2 separate regions of the Mus musculus genome follow, and region 1 is linked to region 2. The links are chromatin contacts, found by Hi-C or POLR2A ChIA-PET in ENCODE. All regions are on one chromosome and are shown on one strand. The core of a region is the stretch at or near the end of the contact, and the rest is flanking DNA. Distances in the headings are between cores, read along the strand shown. Region 1 holds the start of Lats2 (large tumor suppressor 2). Region 2 holds the start of Mrpl57 (mitochondrial ribosomal protein L57).

Region 1 (5,756 bases), core at 2,599-5,098, 80 kb before region 2:
AACCAAGACCCCAAACAAACTGCAAAATGAGAGCCCATTACCAAGTCCTCTTCTGAGCTGGGAAGCTACCAACCACTGAGCCAGCATGTTAGGCATTCATTCCTTCAGGCTCCCTACCCACCCAGCTCCAGCAGAATGCTAGCACATGTGGGGAGTTCTTACTCTCCTGCTTTCCAGTCCCACACAGGCTGCCAAACACATCAAACACCAACTAGTGAGCCAGCCAAAACCTGTACCTGTACACACTGGGGTTTTGTTGTTGTTTGTGTATGTGTATGAATGGCACAGCATACCTGAGGGCAGAGGACAACCTGCAGGAGTCAGTTCTTTCCTTCTACCATGTAGGTTCTAGGGACTCAAACTCCCGTCATTAGATTTGGGTTATCTTGCCAGCCTTGTCTTCGACGTGGTCTGTGTGTCCCAGGCTGGCCTCAAACTCACAATCCCCCTGCCTCGGCTCTTCTGCACTGGACTGGCAAATGCTTGCCATGATGTTCCCATTTCCTGTCATTTGTTTATATGTTTTGGGGGGTGGGAGGGGGGCACATTTTAAAACAGCATCTCTTAGACCAAAACCTCCAGTTGTTATTGAAATCACAACATACATGTACCACCCCAGTCCTGCCTACCCCAGAAAGTCCCAGGCTAAAGACTGCCCTTCATAGGAGGATCTCCCCAAGGAAAGCAGTGACTGTCTTCTTAGAGATTCAGGAAAACACTGCTTCCCCACTGTCCAATAATCCGGTCATCGTAAGACCTTGGTGAGTCTGTGTGCAGTGATCACAGTAGACAAGCGTTCCCTGCAGAATTCTAGGAGCAAGTCTCTGAAGAGGACAACACAGACCACCTCCATTGGCAGTCCACATCTGAGCAAGCTTTGCCTCCTCTGAACCCAGCCCTCTCCAAGTCCCCCATGATGTACAGTCTATTAAAGAACCCCAGAGGGGAAATCAACCTAGCTCAAGTACGTGTGTGTGTGTGTGTGTGTGTGTGTGTGTGTGTGTGTATGTATGTGTGTGTGTGTGTGTGTGTGTGTGTGCGCGCGCTCATGCACTCTCCAGCCTATTTTAATGCAAAAGCATGATTCTTTTAGATCTAAGGCCACCAACAGGAAAAGATGAAGGGCTACAGCTGATGGAGGAGTGTGGAGCTACTCTTGGGAGACTCCAACTTCTGTATAAAGTCACAGGAGTGAAGAATGTATCCAGGCAGTCAGACAGTGCTGCCGGGGGTGGGGGGCTGGGGACTTTTAATGTTTATGAAATAAATAAAACAGGAGAAAGACTGGGGGGGTAGGATGGAGTTAATTAGTAATGGAAAGTGTTAGCCCTCAGCATTCCTACTTCTGATAACTGTCAGCAGGCAGAGGGGTTCACATTCTAAACCCAGGCCTACTTCACTCAAAGCCAACTTCCATTCTTCAAGGTCTATGCCTCCCTAACTGTTTTAGAGACCGGCAGGGACTGCAAAGGTATCAGCAATCAGAATTAACAAGAAATGCAAAGTCCTGCTATGAAATATAACACTTTCCATTTTTCCTCTCCCCCTAAAAAATCCTATGTATGTCAAATATTGGCACACAAACAAAAAGTACTTGTTAATTAACTTTACAAAAAAAAAAAATCCACCACTCTCACAATGAAATCGACACAGTCTAGACATTAACCAACATAAAGTACTTGCCAAGTGAACGGCAAGCATTAAGCAGTGCCAAATTTCTCTCCTAATTTTAGTATCTCCACCAATTATCTCTACTTCCAACATTACTGTTTTATTATAGCTTCAAGATGAAACAACAAATCAAGTAGCATTGGGCTTAAAAGCATTGAGAGAGAGCAGTTAACTAACATTCAGGGATATTAGCAGCCCAAGCAAGTCCTGAAAACTCTGAGGGTGCGTGCTCCTCAGAGGGTGACACAACAGTTGTGCCTTTACACATCCCTCAACTCCAGCTGCTCCAGAGAACACACCAAGCAATGAGCTTTTTAGAAGGACTGAGATTTCTGGTAATTTCTACAGCTTCCACGAAGCTGAACCGCTCCTTCTGTGGACTGGAACATATCAACCATTTGTACAGCACATTCACAGCCAAGACAACATAAATGCATTAAATTTATCATCTGTAGTCCTTCAAGCATACTATTTTTAAATAGTACGAAATATTACTTAAAAGTTTCGCGCTATTACAAGCATGAAATAAATACAAAACGTTGTGTTGGTCTAGGTTTCCCGATACAAACACAAAACCCCCACCCCCGCGTTACCCTCCCCCACATGGTTCCCCAATAGCTTTCGTTCGAGTTTAGTGTGGATTTACCAGCTCCAACCTCCATTCTACTCTCCAGTGGGTTTTAAGGGCCTAGGGCAGGCTATTTACAACACAGCATTTAAAATAACAAGGCATTTTATTGTAAACGTGTTCCCCGCCCATCATTGAAAGTCCCTCCCACCACTGAAAGTCCCTCCCACCAAGGCCGTGATTTCTCGAAGGAAAGAAATAACCCACAGCTCCAATTTACATTTATACTATTCCAACTAGATGGCGAAGCTGAAAAACTCTCAGTTCAAAACTTCGGATTCTGTAATTCTGTATAGCAGCCTCTGTTGGTACCATATGAAGCTGACATTTTGAAGTGTGGTAAAAGTTAAGCAATTTCAAAGGAACCATGGTGAATTCGTTCAACAGCGTTTTCTATACCTGGATAACCAAAATTTTACGAGAGGCTGAATACTGTAATGTATTGTTAACTATAGTTAAGTTAAAAACAGGCTTTCTAAGCAGCGTCTGCATTCCTATGCTGGAAGATTTTTTTTTTTTTGTTAGCGCCTTATTACAACAGTTGCTAAAAGGGGAGAAAAGAAAAATCACAAAAAGTAGCCTTGTCTCCAGATTTAGCACTCAAAACTGGTGAGCATCATTTACTGACCTAACCTGGGGTTAAACTAAAAATATGGAGCAAGACTTGGTACAAATTCCCTAATAAGCGGCTACATTACGGGCAAGCAGGGGAAATTTAAAGGCGTGAAAAGTCCTCGCTCAAACTTTTTTGTCAACAAAATCTGCACGTCCAGTTCTCTCCCGCTCACACTCACAGGCATAAGTTTTCACCCGGCCGCCTCCTGCACGCCGCTGGTGGCCGAAGTCGCCCGGGCGAGACCCGGGCCACGCAGGCGAGGCTCGTGCGTGACCAGCGCTACGGACTCAGGCCGTGGAGTCGCGGCGGAGGCCGGCCCGGGAGAAGTCGGCTCAAAAGAGACGTTACGCAACCGCCCCGCACCGACCGCCGGACGGCGCAGCCGGGGACGGGACACCGGACACCGGGCGGGCACCGCGCCGCCGAGGGCCAGAGGTGCAGCGCGCAAGGCCGCGAGCGCGCGTGGTGGACGGCGCGGCGCACGGAGGCCCAGGCTGGGCGGGGTCGGCGCCGCGGGACGCGGGGTCTGGGCCTCCGGACGCCGCCGCGCGAGCACAACAAAGCCGCCCCGCCGCCGCCACCCGCTGCTCCGCACCCGCCCGGGACCCAGCGGACGGGTTGTCCCTGTCCCGCAGGGCAGCTCGCCCGTGGGACCGGGCGGAGCCCTGTCCCGACAAACTTCCCGGCCGCGGCCCCTCACCTCCGGGAGCGCTCTACACCCTCGGCGGCGTCCTGGCCCGCGGCTCCGGGACCTCGCGCGCCGGGAGACCGGGCGCCGGTGGCGGCAGTGGTTGCTGACCCCGGAGGGTCGGGGGAGCCCGGGGAAGCGGCGGCGGCGCTGGCGGCGGCGGCTCCATCTTCCCGGGGCGCTCACGCCGCGGTTCCGAAGCGCAGACCCGAGCGGGACATTCGCTACATTGTTGGCATTCCACGGGCGTCACGTGACCCCTCCTCCCGCGTCACTCCCGGCCGCATACCAGCCCGGGCGGGGCGCCCGCGGCCTTGCTACCCGCCGCCCGCTCCGCCCCACGGGCCGCTTCCTGCGCCGCCTGGCTGGGCGGCCACCTGCCCTGCGCTGGGCTCGCGTCGGAAGCCCCCAGCCCGGGAGCGCCGGTTTCCCTAAACGCCTCGTACCAGTGGGTGAGAAAAGTAAGTTCACAGGCCCCGGTGCCAGCCACGGAAAGTGCAGCCGGCTGCTGAGACCCGGGCATCAAATAATAAACCGGGACGCCTGACAGCCTGGGCTTAACCGGACGCAGGCTAACCAGCTCCCTCCCTGGGCACGTTTTAGGAAAGTGCCTTATGGTTTTATAAAACACATCAGTATTGCACGAACCAGCCGAGGAGACTGGCGTTTACACTTCGGCCACTCCTTTATCCTCCATTTGGGGATTTGGTCCAGGGACAGACGCTGAGAAATAACAGCGTGGAAGCAAAGTCTTTCGTTTACTATTGGCTGTCTAACGTCACACTCCCCACCAACTTACGATCTGTGGTAAGTGATGGTGGGGACTAATAGTCTTAAAAGTCAACCAGACTTCCTCTTTAATTAGCAAACGTGACATTTGAAGTTTCAATTCCGGAAGAAATTCACAAGAGTGAAGATCATTTGTACCAGTTTTTATTTTTGTCCTCGGGAAGGAAGTCGAGCCCCCTCTCCTGTGCCAAATTCAGGCTGTCTTGTCAGAAGAACCCTTGTCAGGACTGTTTTAACTGCCTCAACAGACTTTAGTCCTGGACTGCCCCTCACCACCACCACCCCCACCCCCACCCCCACCCCCACCTCTCTAATTCCCTTAAGGCTTCTTCCAGAGATTCTCATTTCTTTGTCCTTTGAACTTTAATAATTAAGCCTCTTGCAGATTAGCCTCATTTTCTTTAGTCAGCCTGACCCTGTGTGCTACACTGACATCTTGCACCGTGATGAGAAACCAATGCATCAAGTAATATTCTGTAAAAGAGGAGTCTAGCACTCACCTGGGAACTTCCTCCCCCATCTCCCCAAGCGCACTGGCAACCTTCACTGTGTGTTAAAAGTTCCTATCTCTTGCTCTAAGAAATGTTAGGGAAGCCGGTTAGTGATGCACACCTATAATCCCAGCTCTCAGGAAAGCAGGTGATCTCTGAGTTCAAGGTCAATCTGGTTACAGAGAGAATTCCGGGACAACCATGGCTACACAGAGAAACCCGGTAGAGGGGGAAAGTAGGGGTGCAGAGGGAGGGAGGGATGGAGGAAGGGAGAGAGAGACAGAGAGACAGAGACACCAGTGCCAAGGGATCCAATGCCTTGTTCTGTGGGTAAATGCACACACACATGTGCATATGCTTAGCACAGACACACACATAAATAAAAATAAATCTTTTTTTTAAAAGAACAAAAATAACTTTCTTTTTGTCAAACAGTGGTGGCGCATGTCTTTAATCCCAGTACTGAGGAGGCAGAGGCTGGCTGACCTCAGAGTTCGAGGCCAGCCTGGTCTACTGAGTTAATTCTAGGACAGCCAGGGCTACACAGAGAAACCCTGTCCAAAAACAACGAAACAAACAAATAAGCAAGAACTCTTTGCAACAGCACTATTTATAATAGTGAAAAGCCAAGGACAGCTGGACAGCAGGAGCAGAGAGAGAGAAGCTAAGTAAAGAGGCCGGCTTTATTTCTGCCAAAGGACAAATGATTACAGACAGAATTCAGAACCAATGTGGGGTGAACAAAAGCAAACTGCAGAACTGTACATATGTCATGACACCATCTCCATAAATAAACACAGGCTTTGGACTCTGTACTCACCTCTCTTACATACCACAACCATGATAGCCATAGCCCATTTACAACCATGATAG
Region 2 (5,461 bases), core at 244-2,743:
TAAATAGAAAATACATATACTCTTTTTACTTTTCTGTATTTGAAATTTCCTACAGTACATGTTACTTTTATAGTCTCCAAAACATTTCCAAATGGAGAGTTAGTTATAAGTAAGAGGAATCTGTGTCTACGGGGTGCAATTTTTGCTTTGTTTCTGTTTTTCAAAACAGGGGTTTCCTGTATATCCCTGGATGTCCTGGAACTCGATTTGTAGATCAAGCTGGCCTCAAACTCAGAGATCTGCCAGCCTATGCCTTCTAGAGTGCTGGGATTAAAGGCAAGTGCCACTACATTCGACCTACTGGGTGCGAGACAGATTACATTTATGACATTTTATGATAATCTCAAAATCTGAACTACTTTTGCATCGATTTTTTTTCTTTTTTTTCTTTCTTTCTTTTTTTTTTTTTTTTTGGACAGGGTCTCACTAAGCCTGGTTGATTGGTCAGGTGCTAGCCTGGAACTCGCAAAAATCTACCTCCTTCAGCTTCTTGAGTGTTGGGATTCATGGCGGACGCCACTCCGTGACCTTGCAACTTTTTAAAAAAATCTCAGGCTGGGCTTGGTGGCGCACACCTTTAATCCCAGCACTCGGGAGGCAGAGGCAGGCGGATTTCCGAGTTCGAGGCCAGCCTGGTCTACAAAGTGAGGTCCAGGACAGCCAGGGCTACACAGAGAAACCCTGTCTCGAAAAAAAAAAAAAAGAAAAAAGAAAAAAGAAAAAAATCTCTAGTACAAGTTAGAAATGATGTTTAATTTTATTATTAAAAAATAAAACAAGAGGCGGGAGAGATGGCTCAGTGGCTAAGAATACTGGCTCCAATTCTGGAGGTCCTAAGTTCAATTCCCAGCAACTACAAGGTGGCTCACGACCATGTATAATGGGATCTGCTGCCCTTTTCTGTCGTGCCTGCATCCACGCAAATAGAGCATTCATATACATATATAAACAAATCTTAAAACAAACAAAAAAACAGCAGTGCCGAGTATTTGTACTTCAAATAGAGTGTTAGTGGAGAAAATGCAGATGCTTGCTTCAATAGGGGCCCATTCGAGTGAGACGAAATGACTTTACACGTACAGAAAACAGGGTTTTAGTGCGTCTTAATACAGTTGCCACTGGATGTTGTTAACAAACACCCAACCACCCGCTCGCCTGCGGCCACAAGGAGAATTTGTCCGCACAGTTTCCATCACAGATCAGCTACGCCCCTTGGACGACACCGCCCGCTGAGAACCGCACTCTCCCGCCCGCGCCCACTCACCGCTGTCCTCGCCGTCCAGCGCTCTCAGCAGCCGGGCCGTCTCGCTGTCCAGCGTGGTGGCCAGACCCCGCAGCTTACAGTGGAAACTCTGGATGGGGTTCATGCTGAGGGCCGCCGAGCCGACTGCTGACCTCCAGTCCCCTCGAACGAACGCGCTACACATTTGAATCCTGCGCAGGCGCAGAAGGCGTCTCTCGCGAGAGCGGAACTCTAGCATCAGGGCCCCAGAGAGACCGGAAGCAGCGCGCCGCCGCATCGGTCGGGGGACGCGGAGCGCCGAGGGGAGCGTGTCCCGGGCCGGTTGGTACGCGAGGTGGGTTTTCGGGGAGCCCCCACCCCCATATCCTGCAGTGTAGTCGGCTCCCGGCCACTCACTTCCGGCGAGAGGCCGAGCGTGCTCTGGATTCGGCCGCGGGATGTGGGCGCAAGCTTGGCACGCCGGTTGCTCGCTTCCCGGGTCCGGGGCTCAGCGACCGCGGCTTTCGTGTCATTTCCTCAGGAGGCACCATGTTCCTCACCGCTGTCCTCCTCCGCGGCCGCATTCCGGGCAGGCAGTGGATCGGGAAGCACCGGCGGCCGCGTACCGTGTCTTTCCAAGCGAAGGAGAGCATGATCCGTCGCCTGGAGGTGGAGGCCGAGAACCACTACTGGCTCAGCATGCCCTACATGACAGCAGAGCAGGAGTGCGGCCACGCCGCGGAGCGACGGGCCCAGGCTTTTGAAGCCATCAAGGCAGCGGCCACTTCCAAGTTCCCTAAGCATAGATACATTGCAGACCAGCTAGACCATCTCAACATCTCGAAGAAATGGTCCTAACCCTTCAAGATTATGGATACCGGACTGCTCTATCCTTACTTGGTCCTGGAGCTGAGAAAATGTAATTTATGTACCAGTGTGACCCCTTCGACCAGTATCTTATTAAAGCAAACATGATTGATTAATAGTTGTCTCATACGGAATACTTGGGACCCTACCTAGGCGTTTGTTTCACACCTGTAATCCCAACATTAAGAGGTGGAGGCAGGAAAATCTTTGCTGATGTAGTTAGTAAGACCTAGACTCAGAAGGCCAAAAGAGACTGTTTGAGGCTCCATATGTGCATAATCGGTCTATTTTCAGGGTTGTTTTTTATTTTTTCTGGCCTAAAGCTTGCAGCAGCCCTCCCTGTGCCTAGCTACTGGAATTACAGGCATGGTTCCCTGCCCTTCTGTAAAATGTGGGGTTTTTTTTTTTTTTGTTTGTCTCACTATATAGCCATAGAACTTGCTGTATAGGCTAGGCTGGCCTTGACCTCCGAGATCTACTGGCCTCTGCCTCCCAAGTGCTGTGACTAAAGGCAAGTGCCACCATACCTTGCACCTTTTAGATTTAAATGCTGTAAAACTACAAACTGATGAGTCTTAAGGCTGAGGTACTTGGCTAGAGCTTTGTTGTACAAGGGGTGTTTTCTTACTTTCTGTCTAGGATAGCCATTCTCAACCTGTTGGGCATGACCCCTTGTGGTGGTTGCAGAACCCTTTCATGAGGCTGAGTATCAGAGATTTGTATTATGATAACAGCAAAATTACAGTTGTGAAGTAACAATGAAAATAATGTTATGGTTGGAGTCACCACAACATGAGGAACTGTATTAAAGAGTGTAAGGGAGGTTGAGAACCACTGCTCTAGAATAGAGCCTGCCTTTGATTTCACAGCATTCTGTAAGTGGAAGTAGGATCTGAAGTGTTAGGTCAACTTCCATGCAAATTTGAGGCCAGCCTGAGATAGATGAGACCATTTCCCAAAAGAAGAGTGTTTTCTTTTAGAATTTGGATTCTGTGAGTGGACGTGTGAAGTAAAGATGTTTACTAGAACTGTTAACAGGAAAATTTCTGTTTGTTTGGTTTTTTGAGCTCGTCTATATTGCCCACCTTAGCCTGGAACTCCTAAATGGATACAAACAGTGCAATTTTTTTTTAAAGTTTGTTTAAAAACACCGTTTTTGGTTTTTTGTTTTTTTTTTTAATGTTGTTGGTTTGTTTTTCAAGACAGGTTTTCTCTGTGTGGCCCTAGATGTTGTCAGACTCACTCTGTAGACCAGGCTGGCCTCAAACTCATAGAGAACTGCCTTCCTCTTGCCTCTTAAGTGCTGGAATAAAGGTGTGTACCACCACCACCTGTGCACACAACTTTTTTGAGTAGGTCTGTGTAGGTTGTTGAACTTATGGACTGAATTGATCCTCCTGACCGAGTCTCCCGAGTTTCTGGGTCTACAGATGCAGAGCAACTTGGGATTTTTTTATTATTAATATATTTTTTTTGATTTTTCAAGACAGGGTTTCTCTGTATAGTATTATTTTTTTAATACAGATCTTACTGTATAGTCTTGGCCTCAAATTTAGATGGGCACCGATCTCTGTCTCCCTAGTGCTATATACTACCATACCCAATCCTTTTTAATCTTTTGAGTTGGTGATTTCATAAAGTTACCAAGAGAAAAAAGTACAAGTCCATTGTAACTATAACCAAGTAACATTTTTCCTCTAACCATATCAAAACCTAGAAATTGCTATACTCTGTAGAGCTTTGCATATGCACCCATGTTTATGTGTACAAGTCTACTTAGTTGTCATATAACCATGGTTCCATTGCTATAGCATCCTTCATTCTCTTTGTAGAAACCTGACTTCCCCACTATTGTTCATCTCTGTTTTTGGGAAGAAGGATCTGTAAGTAAAATAATTTATATTGGCTTTTTAAAAATGCATAATGTAATTTATTTCCTTTGCCATCCATTCTGGTGGTTACATTTTTCAACGATTTGAACTTCCTTTTTTTAAATGTGTAGCCCAGGCTGGCCTTGAAGTCAGTGATCCTCCTGCCTCTTCCCCTCAATTGCTGGGATTGTAAGTATGCACCACCATGCCTAGCAAACTTGCTTGTTGACTGCATTAGTGTATCATGGGCCTTTTTGTGAATCTATACAGATCCCATATTTCTATTACATGCACAATAATATAGATATGCCTGTTAACATCTATTGGTAATGGACATTTATTTTTTTTTCTCCAATAAACCTTGCTGTCAAGCATGTCAGTATACATGCATTCTTAATGACTACAGTGTGTGGAACAGTCTTAAAAGTGGTAATGAATCCTTTGTACACTGCCACTGTCAAAATGGTGTCCATTAATACTGTACCACTTTATGCTCAGCAGTAACACAGAAGATACTAGTGAATTTGTTTCTTGCTGTACTGTTTATGGTAGCAAAATTAAACAGTGAAAGAAGAATAAAGTATGATCCAGAGACTGCTGACCTACAAATAGTCACTGTCCTCCAGTGCTGGGATTATAGGAGTTTTTTCAAACTGTACTTCCAGCACACACAAAACATCTCCAAAACTTTGAAAGGGCTACATGATACAGGCATCACTTTCATTTGAAAAGGTTGAAGCCAGGCGGTGAGGGTGCACACTTAATCCCAGCACTTGGGAGGGAGAAGCAGACAGATCCCTGAGTTCAAGGCCAGCCTGGTTTACAGAGTGAGTTCCAGGACAGGCAGGGCTAGCTGTCTGCTTGCTTACCATGTGCAAAGGCCCAGGCTGGAGGCCTAGAACAGGAAAAAGACTAAACAAAAAAGCCAAGAAAAGGCTGCTGGTAGCTAGTTTACTCTATGTCCAGGCTCACTAAGAAATGATGAATCTTCCAAATACATGGCTTTTACTGCCAGTGGTCAAATGAAGTAAGTCATAAACCAAGGTTTTCTGGTTAAGTTTTTATTTTTCCCCCTTGAGACAGTCTCATTATATGGCTCAAAATGAATTTGAGCAACCCTGCATCAAGTCCCCAAGTGCTGGGGTTACAGTTGTGAGCTACCACTTCTTACTCCATGCCCATATCCCAGAGCTCACAGCAGTCTTGGTTTCCCTCACTGGCCACCCAGCATTTTGTCACCTCAGGCCTCCCTTACCAGGGAAGCTAGGGCCTATTCCTGCTGCTCATCCATTCTCGGGAAGGCACTCAATAGCTGCCATTTTCCCAAGGATGTACTTCATTTGTTTTTTTTGTTATGTAGTCCTGGCTGGAACTTACTATGTAGGCCAGGCTGGCCTTGAACTCATAAAAGTCCAGGTATTTACCTCCCAAGTGCTGGGATTAAAGGCCTGTCCACCACACCTGGGGAGTGCTCCAATTTCGACTCTACAAAATCTTTTAA

The links. A loop is a pair of places that touch in the nucleus more often than their neighbours do. ChIA-PET counts read pairs that join two places held with the same protein, here RNA polymerase II (POLR2A).
Region 1: a map of left cerebral cortex shows a loop between it and region 2 (9-fold over the local background). The contact joins the promoter of Lats2 here to the promoter of Mrpl57 in region 2. A Hi-C loop is called at or near these places in 1 of 37 maps with a recorded cell type or tissue (left cerebral cortex). POLR2A ChIA-PET finds 5 or more read pairs at or near these places in 2 of 5 experiments (Patski and embryonic stem cell).

What each region holds. Positions count from the first base shown.
Region 1 is chr14:57,742,275-57,748,030 of GRCm38, forward strand. Lats2 (large tumor suppressor 2) reads right to left here and starts at 3,849. Exons shown (of 8, transcript NM_015771.2): 1 at 3,616-3,849. Gm52140 reads left to right here. Exons shown (of 3, transcript XM_030248241.1): 2 at 3,021-4,064. The coding sequence ends at 4,038.
Region 2 is chr14:57,824,746-57,830,206 of GRCm38, forward strand. It overlaps Mrpl57 (mitochondrial ribosomal protein L57), which reads left to right and starts at 1,494. Exons shown (of 2, transcript NM_026401.2): 1 at 1,494-1,577; 2 at 1,764-4,000. The coding sequence starts at 1,772. The coding sequence ends at 2,080. Ska3 (spindle and kinetochore associated complex subunit 3) reads right to left here and starts at 1,418. Exons shown (of 9, transcript NM_198605.3): 1 at 1,265-1,418. The coding sequence starts at 1,367.